2 separate regions of the Homo sapiens genome follow, and region 1 is linked to region 2. A link is an interaction called in ENCODE POLR2A ChIA-PET data of the cell type or tissue named here. Cell type or tissue: PC-3. All regions are shown on one strand. Links, peaks and the distances in the headings refer to the core of each region. The heading gives the core; the rest is flanking DNA. Region 1 overlaps LOC105375211 (a long non-coding RNA gene). Region 2 overlaps JAZF1 (JAZF zinc finger 1).

Region 1 (2,925 bases), core at 120-2,619, 120 kb before region 2:
GATTTGGGTGGGACACAGAGCCAAACCTTATCACCTGGGATGTAATATTGTGTCATTATACTAAAGTCCAGATGCCAGGCTAGCACTGTAGGTAAAGAAGCCAAGCTTCGCCTAGGGGTGGATTGATGAGTTTGATATAGCTTATTCCAACAAATCTATGATATAGTTTATTCAATCAACAGGGCGATCAGTTTAAAGGAAAAAGAAATAAACTTTACCTACCCATGAGGGTAGGAGGAATGTGAGAAAGAATGAGGAAATTAATACATATAAATGTAGAGAGAAGGAAGACAGAGCCAGGTGGTGTCTTCCCATGATGATATCATTAATACTAGTAATAATAATGATGATGATAGCATTTTAGTCAGTTAGGGCTGCTGCAACAAAGTGTCATAGACTGAATGGCTTAGAAGCAACAGAGATTTACTTGATGGAGTTTTGGAGGTTGGAAGTCTGAGATCAGGGTGCCAGCATGGTTGATTCCGGGATGGCCCTTTTCCAGGTTGCAGACTGCCAACTTCTCAATGGACTCTCACAAGGCAGAAAGAGGACAAGAGAGCTCTCTGAAGGCATTATAAGGGCACTAATGCCATTCATGAGGGCTCCACCCTTATGACATATTACCTCCCAAAGGTCCCTCCTCCTAATATCATCACACTAGGGGCTAGGATTTCAATATATGAATGTAGGGTGTGGAGCGGGGGGTATATATTCAGTCCATTGCAGATAGGAAACTTTTTTGAGTATTTATCATATGCAGGCACTTATGTGAATGTTTCATAACTATGAAATAGGTGCTATATGGATGATAAAAAGCTCAGAGAGGTGAAGTAATTTTCATAAGGTCACTCAGGTCTATCAGACTCAAAAGCTAAGAAACAGTACTATTTCTTTATCCATGTGTGTATCACCTATTATCCAGCCAGGATGTCCTTCAAACCTCCCTCTAAGAAGGCATGAAGACTAAGAAGGATGTGGAGTGAAAGTATCTGGGTGATCTGAGATACAGTTTCACTGGATGGGATTCTCAGGAGGGTGTGGACACCACTGGTGAGAGCCTAGTGCTGTTTGGTTATTGTAGGAGGAGAAATCTGTGCTTTCTCAGCCTCACTGTACTTATGAACTTTGTGTTTTCTTTACGTTCTTTTATCTTCAATCATATTCCTTTGGGAAATTCCAGCTTGCTTTACTGTGCTGAGATAACAATGTTCTTTTGTTCATGTCTGAGCCAGAGAGTTTCTCTGCCAAGGGTAGAGGAAAGGATGTGATGGGATGGGGGTGGGCATGGAGTTAACAGTGGATTTCAAAATGTGAGAAGCTTAAAAGGGCGACCCATCTGCACACACACACTCCTGGGTCCTTTTCTCCTCCATGTACCGTTGCAAGGGAGAGGGCAATGAAAAATGGCGAACATCTTTTTACTTAACCTTGCTGTGTTGTCCCCTCTTGGCTGTAGATGGTCTCTGCAAAACAGGCATCCAGTGGAGCATATGTAGGGTTCTCTGGGGACTGCTATAGGGGTCCTCCCCACTGTTTAGTTCTCTGACTAGAGAGAAGCTAGCCTGATGCTTTTTAAAATCCACCAACCCCCTCTCCTATCCCTCTTTTCCAGTCCTGCCGCCCCTTGATCTTGGGTCCTTTTGCCCCACAGGCAGCCCTCTTGGGCGGGGCACCTCCAAGATGGCTCAAGCCTATCTGTCTTCATCAGGGTCCACTCAGATCCTTGCCAAGCCCAAGAGAAATCTGACAAATTACTCATACAAAAAAATAAAACCAAAACACACAACTGTTTCCACTGACCTATTTGTGTTTTACCAGCTAAGGCTAACATGGTGCCCTCTTTGAGTGCAGCTGTCCTACTACCTCAGCAAGGGAGCAGCCTGCTCCTAAACTGTCCTGTCTCCCTTCCTTGTTGTCACTCCCTGATTTCTTTTTCCTTATGCTCAAATGGGCATAATGGATAAATCAGCAATATCAGGGCATAATTATAACTTCAGCCGGGGAATGACTCTCTCCTCACAGGCCCTTTCCAAATGTACAAATTTACCAGAGATTCTCTTACTGTCCTCCTCATGTGGCTTGGGTTGGGAATGGAGAAGGAAGAAGCACAAAAGAAGCGTGGTGAAGAGAGGGAACTCACCACACAGCTAAAGGATTTCTTGAGAATTATGAATGGGAAGTACAAGCACCTATTTTCCTCAGTTTTAGGATCCAATGTTCTCAGCTTTGGGGTTTTCCCAGCAATCAAGAGGTGACAGGAAAAATCTTATTTAACTTTCGGTTATATGTATATACTGAACATATAGGTGCAGAAATATATACTGAACAGCAAAGGTGCAGAAATATGTTTATCTCAGTCATAGGGTTGATGTGAGAATCAAATGAGATAGTCAAAAGGCTAATAGCTGCAGCCTACGGTATCTCTTAAATTAGTGATAGCGATTCTAGTTCCACAATCTCTTATTTGAAACCTGTAGGGCCAACCATATTCTAAGATTCAGAAGTTTTTGGACTTTAGAATAGTAATTCTATATATTATAGCACCTCCAGGGAGTCTGGAGCAAAGTCTTCTAATCAAACACATTCATATTTCTGCAGTGAAATGTATAAATAGTAACAGTAAATGGTTTAAATAGATTTTAAATAGCCTGACATCAGTTCAGGTGATAATTTGCCACTAAATGAGTTCAGACTAGTCCAAGGTTTTGGCATTTTGAGATATGACAAATTGTCAATTTCAAGAGTTCTTTGGATTTCAAAATTTCAGACAAAACATTGTGGACTTGTATTAAGAATACAAGGTCTTTGTCCTAGGAACTAAAGCCCAACAAACCAAGTGCTAGACTGTAGCTTTCCTTGCTGACAGTTTCCGTCATTGTGTCATTGACCCGGCCCTTCACAAAATAAACTGTGCTTTGTGTGACC
Region 2 (2,925 bases), core at 113-2,612:
TGGTAAACTCTCGTGTTTAAGGAATAGCACTTGGGAGAAAAGAACACTCAAGGCATGATGGTACTGTCGGTGAGGAAAAACTTAAGGAATGGTCCAGATGTAGATTACTCTAATAGGTCGTATTAGTCATGCTTTTCTTTGACCACCTGCTGCAAGAAGCACTTAATTGTCAATAAGGCTCATTTTCCTATTTCAGCAAAGTGTTTGTTTTATAAAGCTAAACAGACATTTCCAATGAGAATGCAGACCTCTCTACAATGTGATGAGAAAAGTACCTTTTAAAAAAAGTAAAAAATGAGCATGAAGAAGAGGCAATAGGGGTCTTAACAAAAGTGTTCATCTTTGAAACGTGCTTAGAATTTTAGTTCTGATTTGCAACCCACAGGTTTGGTAGGGCAGTGGTTGCAAGAATTGGCAACACATAAACATTAAATTGTTGGCAATAGAGAACTACAAAGTGCTTTAAAACTTCATCTGAAGATGAAGATATAACTAAACTTCACACACACACACTTTGCACTGAAGTATTTCAAAGTCTTTTCTAACAGATTTCAGGGAAAAAAGTATTTCACTAAATGGGTATCTTGGTCCGCAGATATCAATAGGCATAAATTGAATCCCTTGTACCCAGCAGGCACTCAATCAATGTGTGTTAAATGAATGAACGAACTGAATAGACTATTTTGTACAAAATGCCATTTATAACACTAAAATGACTAGTAAGTCAGATGGCAAGATTTTCAGCTTTTTAAAGGGCAAAAGGATTTGCAAGATAATATAAAACACAGAAAGCACACCTTTACGTATGTTATTTAAATATGAAAATATTTTTAGCATATTATGTTAAACATTCTTTCTTATTTATATTTCCATTACCTAAAGTCTTTCTACTCACAAATACTAACTCCATTATGTAAGGCATGGTAACCAGTTTGATAATGAAGGTATTATTTTGGTTTTGAACATATGTGAGTTGATGTGTTGAAAACTTCAATCACATTACAATCTTGAAAAAAAAATCTCAGTGCCAGCCCCTCCTCCCCCCAGGTTGATACCACCGCAATACAATTCAACAATATGCAACATGCCCTCAATTTTATTTTGTTTTGGGGGAAATGTGCTGAAGAACCTAGAGCTTTTTTTGTTTAGCACCTTATATCAAAGTAATGAAAATGGGTATGATGATTACATGTGCAAATGTACAAAATCATTAACTCTACAAAGATACATCATTCCAAAATTACAGAAAAAATTTAAAGCATGCATTTAATTCTTTTTCTTTAAAGGGTTGCTGAATGCTTCCCCTGAAAAAAGGTGGCTGTTTTCAAAATCAGCAACTGCTGGTGAGGATTTCTTGGCACAGTTATGACCAGCATGTTATTGCTGCATCTTCCTGATAATCTCAGCCGACACCGGGGGATGGAAATTGATTGTGTGGTGCCGCAGGCCCTGAGCTGTCTTGTAACTCTTCCCACAGCGACACTTGAATGGTTTGCGGACACGAATCTGTGTTCTGTGACCATTCTTAGCGTGATACTTTATGCCATTCACATTCTGTGGAGAAGACAAAAATATTTATTACATGGATTCACAGGATACCTGTCAAACTTCGGAAACCTCAATTTGGGTCTGGATTGCAGTTCCTGGATGGCAGCTGTTTAGAGTGTAGTCTTTTGCAAGGACTCCAGTTGGGACCCTTCAAGGACATTCTGGTGTGTCGGTCATGGGCTGTACGGATGGTCACACACACAGCTGACTCAAAATTTCAGATGTGCCTCAATTACTCTGAAAATGAAAGTACTGATTTCTTCCAATTTTATATAAAATATATATTTAGGACTTACAGACTGTATAAAGAAAATCCTCTGAATCTTTTCCACTCTAAAGAAAGTTAACAGTGAACAATCCTACACAAATATCCTCAGCATGACCAACAAAATATCTTTCTAAAGAAAAACATCAGGGCATATCCCAAAAGTTTAACATATAGAAATTTTTGATTTGGAAACTCAATTTACAGCTTGCTTCTAGATAACTGTGTTAACAGTTCCCTACCATGCCTTAACCAGAGTTTTTGTCAGTTTTCTGCTCTGCACTAAGCCAGTATCTCTGATGCCACTGTGGGAGCTACTTGTTGCCCAAATCTTGTCCCCGCCGTACAGTTGTACATGTTTAATAAGCACCTGTAGTCAGACTAGTCCTTACCTTAAGTATTACATTCCAAACATACAATGAACTTTAAAAATTTAAGGTTATATAATGTTAGTCACTAAGATTGGACTTCTTAGCATCTGGATACTAAAGTTATCAAAATGCTTTCTAAATTTCTGTTTGTCGGTTTTGCTAGTTCACCAGCATATTCTATGTAAGATTCCGTATTCTATGTAAGAGTCACTCTCTACAGTTTTAACCACCAGTAATCCTCATCCCAATTAAATGGTGAGGAAATGGGCTTGAGGGTAGTAAGTAACTGGTGGAAGATCTAAGAAGGGACGGCGGACGTGTGGTATTTGAGATAGGTCTTAATTTCCAAGTCAGCAATTGCCAGATTAGAGAGTAAGGGAACACAGAAGAGACAGCCTGAAACAAAAAGCACAGATTTTAGGAGAGTGAGCTGTTTCCTAAAATATTACCTAAATCCAGTCCTGCTAGAGCCAGTCCCTTGCCCAACTGAAGGATTCCAACACAAATTGTTCCCACTCTTCATGGGATGCCTTCAAAGAGCTCCCAGAAAACAGCTCCCTGCTGTTGTCTCATGAATACCTAGCACAGTGCCTGGCACATTGTCGATGCTAAGTCTTTGTGAGTGAATGAAGTTACAACAGCACTTCCCAAGTTCACGCCTCACTAGTCTGGAAGAAGGGTTGCTACTAAATATAAACGTGGTGGTGATTACTACACTAGAGATGTGCAGTACACATGAAT

Evidence for each region. Peaks named below come from ENCODE experiments on the same cell type or tissue, not always from the same donor. Only the 100,000 strongest peaks of a DNase experiment are listed, where the experiment ranks them.
Region 1: POLR2A ChIA-PET joins it to region 2 with 5 read pairs; 2 of 35 experiments call an interaction of 5 or more read pairs at or near these places.

Annotation. Positions count from the first base shown.
Region 1 is chr7:27,713,888-27,716,812 of GRCh38, forward strand. The region is part of intron 2 of LOC105375211 (a long non-coding RNA gene); the gene reads left to right. Among named protein-coding and RNA genes, the nearest start is that of TAX1BP1, 25 kb to the right of the region's middle. In PC-3, for the core only: no CTCF peak of the experiment used is centred there; no DNase peak of the experiment used is centred there; H3K27ac peaks cover 398 bases.
Region 2 is chr7:27,831,423-27,834,347 of GRCh38, forward strand. JAZF1 (JAZF zinc finger 1) reads right to left here. Exons shown (of 5, transcript NM_175061.4): 5 at 1-1,554. The coding sequence ends at 1,378. Among named protein-coding and RNA genes, the nearest start is that of TAX1BP1-AS1, 92 kb to the left of the region's middle. In PC-3, for the core only: no CTCF peak of the experiment used is centred there; no DNase peak of the experiment used is centred there.